Linked DNA regions of Homo sapiens: region 2 is linked to region 1. A link is a loop called in an ENCODE intact Hi-C map of the cell type or tissue named here. Cell type or tissue: heart right ventricle. All regions are shown on one strand.

Region 1 (5,000 bases):
TAAAATTGGAGAAAAATGAGAAAACATTCAGAACAGACGCTGGTAACACAATTATTCCCTGAGGTTTCCAAATAAGTGGTGACAACATTCAGCTGTCTGTGAGGCTAAGCCATGTCATGAAAGAAAAGAAATTATCATGCACTGCATGCAATTAAAAAAGAGAGACAGAAAAACATGAGAGGAAATGCTGGAATGGAATTCTTTTGGAAGAAAAATGGCATTCCTGCAAAAGAAAATGTTGATGCAGTATAGCTACACACACAATGATTGGTTATAAAGTGAAGAAAAAGAAAAAGCGGCTGAGCATTAAAATTATCTGCTGTAGGAACAAATTATTACAAGGAGAGTGTGAAAGTTGTTCTATTTCCCAGTGCAATTTTTCCATCTTTTTCAGACGACTTCATCATTGTCAACTTGTAGATAAACCTTATGTTATCTAGTTGTAAGATACTGGTTTTTTCCAAACCTTTTTGAAAACCAACTCATAATTTTAAAAGCTTAACGACCTCTGCTAGCTAAAAGTTGGTTGTTTATAAAGTAAAAAAATAATAGCTACCACTTATTAAATAACTGCCATAAGCCAGACATATATATATATATCTAATCCTTACAACCACCCAAAAACACAGGTTATCATCATCATCCCCATTTCATGCATGAGGAAATGGAAGGTTAGAGAAGTTAAGTAACTTGCCCAAGGTCTCATAGCTATTAAAATGGCACTTCTAGGATTCAGAACCAGATCTGGCTGGTTTCACATCCTATATTATTTCCTGTGAAATGTAGTTTTTTCCCCCTTTTAATGTACGGTAAGCTCTTTCACTCAAATATATTTACCTCAAAATTTACCAAAACACATGGCATAAGATAACATATAAGTAATGATTCTGATTCTAGCAGTAAGGTAATAACTACTTTCTCACCATAAATTCTTTATTAGTTTAGCCCTCTGCATATCACACTTAATAAACCGACAGATGCCACATACTAAATAGTACCTTGGGTCCTGGAAGAATGTCTTTTCAATAAGAGAGTTGGCAATTTACTTCCAATTAGAATGATATAATATCTATTTATATACTTTTAAGAATACCTGCACAAAAAGGAAAATTTTAAAAACACAATTCTATAGGTAAAACTAATAAATCTAAAGGCCTTTCAAAAGCTTTTCCTAAATGACCGTTACAGTCTGCAGCTTTCACACTCTAATACATGATGGATTGGCAATGTTATTACTGGGTAGTAAGGTCTAGCTTTCACCACTGGGAAATCAGGGATATGTTTCTCAGATTATCATAATGTGGTAGAAACATCCGCCTACTTGTCTTAATTGATCCACGCCTTATGGTCTGAGCTTTCAGTTTAATGAGCTCTATCCAGCTGCTGCATCTGTCTGCAAAGGAACTGTAATCAACTGACGTTGCTGAAAACACAGACAGAAAACAAAAGAAAAAAACAAAGAAAAAAATATGGATGATGTCTCTTACTCGTCTTAACACTCCTTTCGATGATGTAATTTAACTGTAACTCAGAAAAAGAATGGTCCTTTTCAAGTCAGATAAGAGAGATAGTAAAGAGTCAAGCTTTAGACACTGATTTGTCCAAAACCAAGTTCTCAGTTAGCAGGCTGAGCATTTCTGGTGATGTCATAGTTGTGTGGTCTCCTAGGGAGAGCCTGAGTGGGGTCTAACATAAATATCAATGAAAGGACCACATACTGTGCTTTAACTAACTTTATTTCCTATTCTTCTTAATTTACAATATTTCAGTTGTTTCTATTTTATTTTATAATCAAAGCTTTGTGAATAATTCATTTCCCTAGTTTTACCCTAAAATTTTAAAAAAAGAGAATCAAATGTTGAAGAATATATTTTTAAAAGTTAGTAGTTGACTTATCTGTTATTAAAGTATCTTCTTTCTACAATCAGTAAGAGGAAAACCAAAGGGCCATTTTTGTTAATGTTTTGTTTCCATGTCTGATTTTGGGCAACAAAGCCTCTGATAATATGGGGTCAGGGCAGGTGTGAGCCTCACAAGTTCCCCCTTTTAAAAACAATAACTTTTACTACTGCTAAGCTGGAAAAAAAATTTTAAGGAGCTAAAATTTTATGCTTAGAAACTGGGAAACCATTAACATACTAAAAAATTTAAATATTAGTTTAATTGATGCTTTTAAAAGAACATATTCTACCTACAAAAAAAAAAAAGCCAGATTTTGGTGTCTATTCCATATTGTCCAGTGCATTTTCTTCAATGTCTATAATTTTATGCACCACCAAACTAGAATTTTACACCTTTGGTGACTATTTGCTTAATTAGACAAACTCACCTCTCTGTGCAGCTGGTATACCTGAGTTAGAACTTGCACTCTCCAGGTGTTCTAATAAGACAATATGAACAACATTAGCTCAGATGCTAAGTACAAGCCAGTACCTCTTCTTTGTTATTTGTTAATACCTCTATAAGCCAGAAGAATAGGAGGAAATCTTTATGGCTTCATTGCAAAAGCAAACCAAATAAAAGCATCTAGGTTTAAAATGCAGTTTCTATTGATAAATGAAAACTAGCTCAGTTCATAAATACCATGCCAAAGGAGACTACTTGCTTACTGTAACACAAAAAGAGTTTCAGAAACTTTATAGTCACAAGAAAATATAAACATAGTAACGAATGTGAGTATGATGAAAGCAGGATGTGAGACTAGGCAGAGAAAAGGGTCAATGTGTTGGGAAGAATATCTGAAATGAAACATGGAAGGAAAATGTTTGCTGTGGGGAAGAGTCTATAAGATTACAAATTACAGACAAGATAATGATTATGCTTCACAGATCAGCATAAGCTGCTCCCTAGTCTTAACTCTCACCACCAACTTCTTCATTCGAAGACTTCGATATCAACAGCTCCCTCTGGTGGTATCAAGACTTTGTGAAACTAAAAAATGAGTGATCACAGAGGTAACCAGGAATCCCAAGCCAGTATCACTCCCTTTCCAGTAACCTGACAGTAGCATCCAGAATTTTCCCTGATATTTTTTATTACAGGTATTTAAGGTATTGTACAAATTTAAATAGCACTATAAAAAAACTTCATAACCTATTTTTAATGCTCATGTTCTACCCACATTAGAATATTTAAATTTTTGTTTGAAAGAATTTTACAACTAAAAGAATAGTCCTGCCAATTTAGAAATAACTCATGAAAAGCACTGAGAATAATTCGGTTGGCTTAGTATAGTATAGTTTAAGTATAGATAGATAAATATGTTTTTTCATTTCTACTTAGTGTGTTGATTTTTTGGTAACATTCTTAAATTAATAAAAAAACTTTTCAAAACATTATTTGTACAGAATGTTTCTACCATAGAATGTTGCTGCTAATTGAAAATACAATGCAAGTATCTCACCACACCCCACCAACACAATTTTTTTTTTTGAGACGGAGTTTTCGTCTTGTTGCCCAGGCTGGAGTGTAGTGGCACGGTATCAGCTCACTGCAACCTCCACCTGCCAGCTTCAAGTGATTCTCCTGCCTCAGCCTCCCAAGTAGCTGGGATTACAGGCACCCACCACCACGCCCGACTAATTTTTTTGTATTTTTTGTAGAGATGGGTTTCACCATATTGGCCAGGCTGGTCTTGAACTCCTGACCTCAGGTAATCCGCCTGCCTTGGTCTCCCAAAGTGGTGGGATTGCAGGTATGAGCCACCAAACCTGGCCCACAGTTTTCATAAAGCAACTGACCACTAGCTAATCCTGTAACATATACAGAGCTGATGAATAAAAGGGATCACCAGGTGGGGTCCACGAATGGCCTATGAGGATACCACACTGTGGACATGCCCTGACCATCATGCTCACTGACTGGAGATCTAGATAGGAAAAGTCCTCCTGATTCAGGATCTTGAGAGACTTTGGAAGTCTAGGAGGAGATGGGACCTAAAGAAAGACCAGCACAGACCTGACATTCAGAGGCTTACCACATCTGTAGGGACACTCAGCACAGAAACAGACTCAATGGAGAGACTGGGACACCAACTGTCCTACCCCTAACTTACATATCCCAAGAGAGTCCTGAGGCTCTCATATGTCTTGTGCAGTATAGATTTGGTTGGTGTAGAATTACAGAACATATAGCTGGCATTAGGAATTCTGTGCATTTTTTTAAACTGCAGGGGAAAGAGGAACGGCTTAAAAATTTCTGAAAAATCACTAAAACGAAAATCTTTTCTATACCTTGATATTATCTGAGTAATATGGAATTCCCTAGTAGGAACTGCATATATTTTAATGGCAAATGTACACAGAAAGAGCTTACCTGAGTATGTATTAAATATCTGTTCCCATCTCTAACATCAAGTGGAAAAAACAAGGTACACAATGATATGTAAAATACTTGTGTTTTTTAAAAAGGATGAATAGAGTATCTTTGAAAGACAGACAGTAAACTGCTAAAAGTAGTTGCCTCTTGGGGAAGGAAATGGAGAAGAGAGCTTTATTCTGGACTACATGATTTTTGTAATATTCAAATTTTTCACGATATACATGTATTACTTTTACCCAGTAAAATTTATATAAAGGATGAAGAGGGAAAAAAGGGAGGGAAAATGTTTATTCCCTGCCCTCAAATACGAATGCATCTGAAAAAAATCTGAAAAACCCAAGTTTTTAAGGGAGATTTTTGATTTCACTTAGGGAGAGCAGGTTCATCTTTTAACATGCTTGCTATCTTAATTTTTCTCCTAGAAAAAAAAGGCCCAAGAGGCCCAAGGCCAGCTGGTCCCAGCAGCAGATAGACATCAGCACCTGGACTGGTTTGAATACCTCAAATGTCTGATGACCTCAGACTCCCAGGCCCTCTGCTCCTCCTGATCAGAGTTTGGCTTCCCAGGTGATAAGCTTTTCAAAAGAGAAGGTACTGCAGATACATGCAGTCTGGCTCACTGACCAACTGGGAGTTCCAGTTTAAAAGAAATAAAACAACATGCAGTCTCTAGACTAATA
Region 2 (5,000 bases), 980 kb before region 1:
ATGAGGTACTGGCTAGTCCAGATCTTGAAATACAACACACGGATGAAAAAAAGTTAAAATATAGTGCCAAAATGCTGCAGGCAAATCCGAAAATTGGGACTCAGCCCAGGAGGGTTCCCAGTTTCATGCAAGAAACAATCTGAGAGCAAGCCAACAGAGTAAAGTGAAAGCAAAGCAAGTTTATTAGCAATAGAGTATAGGAAAATGGCGGCTCCATAGACAGAGCAGGGCTACCCCAAAGGCAGAGTGGCACTGTACATTGCTCACTAGCGGTATTTATAGCTGCTCCTTAGTTATATGCTAAATAAGGGGAAGATTATTCATGAATCTTCTAGAAAAGGTTAGGGAGTTCCTAGAACCATGTAATTTTCGGGCATTGTCACGGCATTTGTAAACTGTCATGGTGCTAGTGGGAGTGTCTTACATCATGCAAATACATTATATTTTCTAGTTCTAACTTGTTTGGGCCAGTTTCTTTGCTATATCTTGTTTTGACCAGATCCTGTTTTGATCAGCAGGGTTGTGACCAATGCTCAGAAAACAAATCCTGCTGATCTACATTTAAAAGAATTTTAAGTAAATCTCCGATGACTAGCCATTAACTGGATCAAAAGTGATTCTCTATAGTCTCTATTTTGCACTAAATTTTCTTTTCAATTAGTGACTATAAAGTATTAGAGATTATCACATGGTTTCCCTTTTCTTATAGAATAGCATTTCTATTCAGAAAAATTCAAATATTTTCCTTCATTTATTAAAAATTTCACATCCTCAGTATAGCAATATAAAATGTGTGCATACACATAAGACTTTTCCTTTTATTCACCTTTGTTTCAAAACTTCATGTTGATAGTTTTAATTCTGGAAAATCTGATTCACACTTTAATCTTTTAAATCCATTTGGAAGTCTAATACTTCTCTCATGTCCCAGCTGTATATACAGTTTTGTGCCACATAATATTTTGGTCGGTGATGGACCACGTATATGCCAGTGGTCCCAAGAGATTATATAATACCATATATTTTTTTTTGAGACGGAGTCTCGCTGTCACCCAGGTTATAATACCATATTTTTACTGTACTTACTCTATGTTTAGATACACAAATACTTAACCATGTGTTACAGCTGCCTGCAGTATGCAGTACAGTAACACGCTGTACAGATTGGTAGCCTAGGATCAATAGGCTATAACATATCACCTAGGAGACTATACCATCTAGGTTTATGTAAGTACACTTTGATGTTTGCACAATGACAAAATCACCTAGTGATGCATTTCTCAGAACGTATCTCTGTCACTAGGCATTATGACTGTATTAGCCTATAAAGGTTTACAAAACAACAAACTCACCACTGTCTTTACAGCAGTTATCGCACATTTTGTTACATGCTTCTGAGTTCCATACTTCATCAAAATGTTGAGCCATCAACACACGACGACATCTGCAAACACATTTAAAGATACAAATTATTAAAGGATATAATAAAGTTTTAAGAATCTCTATTTCAGCTTACATAGTTATATACTGTATTAGCTTCCTATAACTGCCATAATATTACCATAAACTTAGTGGCTTTAAACACATTTATTCTTACATTTCTGTGGTTTAGATTTAGAAGTGTACTATGGGTTTCACTGGATCAAAATCAGAGTGTCAGGTTCTTCTCACATCACACAATCTAAAATAATCTCCCTATTTTAAGGTCAGCTAATGAACAGTCTTAATTCCATGTGCAATGCTACTTTCCTTTTGCCATGTGAGGTAACATACAGGTTAGGAATTAGGACGTGAACATCTTTGGGGGGCCATTGTGCCCCCGACATAGGACTTTTTTCCCCACATATTCTTGATAAACACTGTTTAAAAAATTGTCTGAGTTCCATTTTTAAATTCAATGTTTTGCAACTATTAGGAGAATATTCTTGACAGTAAAATAGTTTCTTATATTTTAATAAAGTAGCAATATTTGAGTTGAAACCTTAAAATATGCTTCATGAGACTCTACTGGCCTTTGGAAGACATTTTCATTTTCTCATTTCTTTTAACTAGATTATTGTAGTATCTATTGGAAAGAAAGAACATTTCTATCACTGTCTGGCTGCTATTTACCACCTCGACATTTCTGAGCACTTCTTATGTGATAGGCAATAAAAGCACAAAGATAACTATGACAGAAAGCTTTCAGGAAGCTATCTAGTCTAAAGCCACCCTAAGTAGATTTAAACTTACTTCTTAAGGAGAAACTTGGTATTTCATTGACACATGAGCTGGCAAGGTGGCACGTTACTGAGCTTGACTCTCAAAATGCCTATCTTAACCATAGACCTTTTCAAAATTATTAAATCATGTAACTGTACAGCAGTGCCAGAGAAAAAAAGCCTTCAAGTTGCTATCAATGTGTCTCAAAAACCTTCAATTAAAAAAGTAGTTTTGGAGGATTATCTCAAAGATAGGGCATCTTTTCTTGAACTAAGGCAGATCATACAGGTTGATGTGCTGGTTCCTACCCTCCAACATCTGCTTTTATGGATCTGCACTTTGGTGTTCCACCAATGTATTTAGTAAGAACTTAAAAACGATGTCATATACTTTCATATTTGCTTTAATTGATAAAAGTTATAAAAAGGTATGTGGCTTACTTGCTTATGTTTTGACAGTATGATACCATCTCATAAAGCTTCTGCTGTCCCACATTTTCCATCACCACCATTGAACTTATTCTGAATATATCTCCAAAGCCGTAGTACAAAATACAGTCTGCTTTCATGTCATCTCGACCTGTGGTGTGAGAAACCTTGAGATTGCAGAATTACATTTACAAATTCAAAATATGCAAAAATGACATATGGTAAAATTAGCAGGCAATGTTTTATACTACATCTAGAAATTTTAGAGATGTGGAAGTTAATTTGTAATGGGTACCCTCAAATTAAAAAAAACTCTAAAGAGACATCAATAATCAGCTCTACTAAGTTAAAAAATGTGTCTATAATCCAGTTAAGTTATAGATTTGAAATCACTAATTAAAAATTCAGGAGGCAAAGATGAACATCAAATTATCTTAACACACATAAAAAGAAACAATTCAGATAACAGAACATAAGTAAAAATTTCTCCATATGCAAGTAAGTGTCAAACTGCTAAAAATACATTGTTCTAAAAATACTATCCAATAAAGATAAAACATACAGACTTATTAAGCATTTATCATGTATTTTTTGGAAAAGCTTTCTAAAAATTTACTTCTGGATTTGAGTCCTACATACCTGCACGTCCACTCTCTTGGTAATAATTTTCCATGGATTTACTCATTGAATGATGGATAACAAACCTCACATCTGGCTTATCAATTCCCATACCAAATGCAACAGTTGCCACTACTACCTGAAATATTTTAACATTTTATCAGTTAATTAAATCAAGTTTAAATATTTTAAAGGTAAATTAGGCTTCTATGGAAGATATAGACCTAACCTGAATTTCATTGGCTGACCATTTTCTATGAACTGTGGTCTTATCTTCTGGCTCCAAATTGGCATGGTAAGCACCTGCATGAATTCCCAGATTCTGCAAACTAACCGTAACTTGTTCAGAGTCTTTCTGAGAAAAACAATATATGATTCCTGCAGTAAAATATGTGCATTTGTTAGATAGATATGGCATATTCCTGGAAGATGGTTTTCAACACACACATTCAGGACATTGATTAATACAATGCACAGAAGGAAAAAAAGAATTATGAAAAATTTCAAGGCCTTGTGCATATATTGACATTTTGGTATAATTCCAGATTTGAGCACCAGCTTCCTTTAAAGCAGAAATGAGCCTGAGCCATCAGTTTTTGTTCCTGTTATCTCTTTTCTCTCTTTAACTTTATCTCCCACTAAACAGTATTTCTCAAACTGATGTCTGTAAGATGCTAACAAATGTGCTATGAATGCAGTGTTCTCCAGATTAATTTTGGGTTAATTTAGATTAATTTGCATGCAAATTAATTTGGAGAACATTGCATTCAACAAAGTTAAATGGGTGTCTCTCTTTATTTTCAGGGATGGTCAGAGCTTCTAGTTTGCTGATACACCCTGTGAACATCCAGGCAGAATAAATACCTGCAACCTTTCTCAAATTCATTTGACCCTAGAACTCCTTTTACCCAGGACTACCTCCTGAAAATCTATAGAACAGTTTAAAATGCTACTTTCACACAAATTCTTTGCTTCAGTAACATTTGCTTAGTCATTAAACCCAGAAAACCATGTATATATACTCACAACTCGATCTGTGCTTAATCTATTCAGTATGTACTACTGGATTTATTTATTGCTTTAACGTGTCCTTTACTGTAAGGGAGTATATTTTCTATCCCTTTAGAATATCAGTTGCTTAATCCACTATTTTGTACACAGTGGATACATACTAAATATGTGCTGTTGATAATTAACATTAAGTCATCAGGTCTATTCTAAAGCAAGTGTAAATAAGCAAAAATAAATCAGGCAATTTGACGACTCATAATCTATGGCATAAGCAAATGTCACACCCAATTTCTAAGATCAAGTGAATTAATTTTATCACGTATTTTCAAGTATCTTCTGCTATACATTAATTTTTTTTGGTGTTATTCAGTTATCAGTATAATTATCAATATGATATGAAGTCACTTTTTGAAAGTTATCTCTGTCTCCAAAGTTGGTTTGTTTTTACATTACCTGATTGCCCTTTGTATCTCCCATTAATGAGCTTTACAATATCCTCAATAAAATCTTCAGTGTTTGAGGGCTTCTGCCGAACCTAAAAAAAACTTAACTTATTAAAAAGTAAATGAATGAGTACCATCCAAGTGGCTGTCTATGTACAACTTTCAGGATGCAGTTCTTTCATGACCATAGTGTTTTTTTTCCTATTACTCTTTCACTTACTCACAGGATTCAACCCATCTGACTCATCTGTTCCTCCTCCCAGACTCTTCTTGATCTTTATTTTTTTAATTTACCAGA

The links. Peaks named below come from ENCODE experiments on the same cell type or tissue, not always from the same donor. Only the 100,000 strongest peaks of a DNase experiment are listed, where the experiment ranks them.
Region 2: a loop joins it to region 1, with 6 times the contacts of the local background. A loop is called at or near these places in 1 of 110 quality-filtered maps.

Annotation. Positions count from the first base shown.
Region 1 is chr12:22,457,163-22,462,162 of GRCh38, forward strand. It overlaps C2CD5 (C2 calcium dependent domain containing 5), which reads right to left. Exons shown (of 27, transcript NM_001286176.2): 23 at 2,330-2,380; 24 at 1,322-1,423. Among named protein-coding and RNA genes, the nearest start is that of C2CD5, 85 kb to the right of the region's middle. In heart right ventricle, CTCF peaks have their summits at 2,882 (motif pointing left) and 3,082; no DNase peak of the experiment used is centred here; H3K27ac peaks cover 1,932 bases.
Region 2 is chr12:21,472,199-21,477,198 of GRCh38, forward strand. It overlaps RECQL (RecQ like helicase), which reads right to left. Exons shown (of 15, transcript NM_002907.4): 8 at 4,713-4,794; 9 at 3,478-3,626; 10 at 3,270-3,387; 11 at 2,643-2,781; 12 at 1,353-1,444. Among named protein-coding and RNA genes, the nearest start is that of RECQL, 27 kb to the right of the region's middle. In heart right ventricle, no CTCF peak of the experiment used is centred here; no DNase peak of the experiment used is centred here.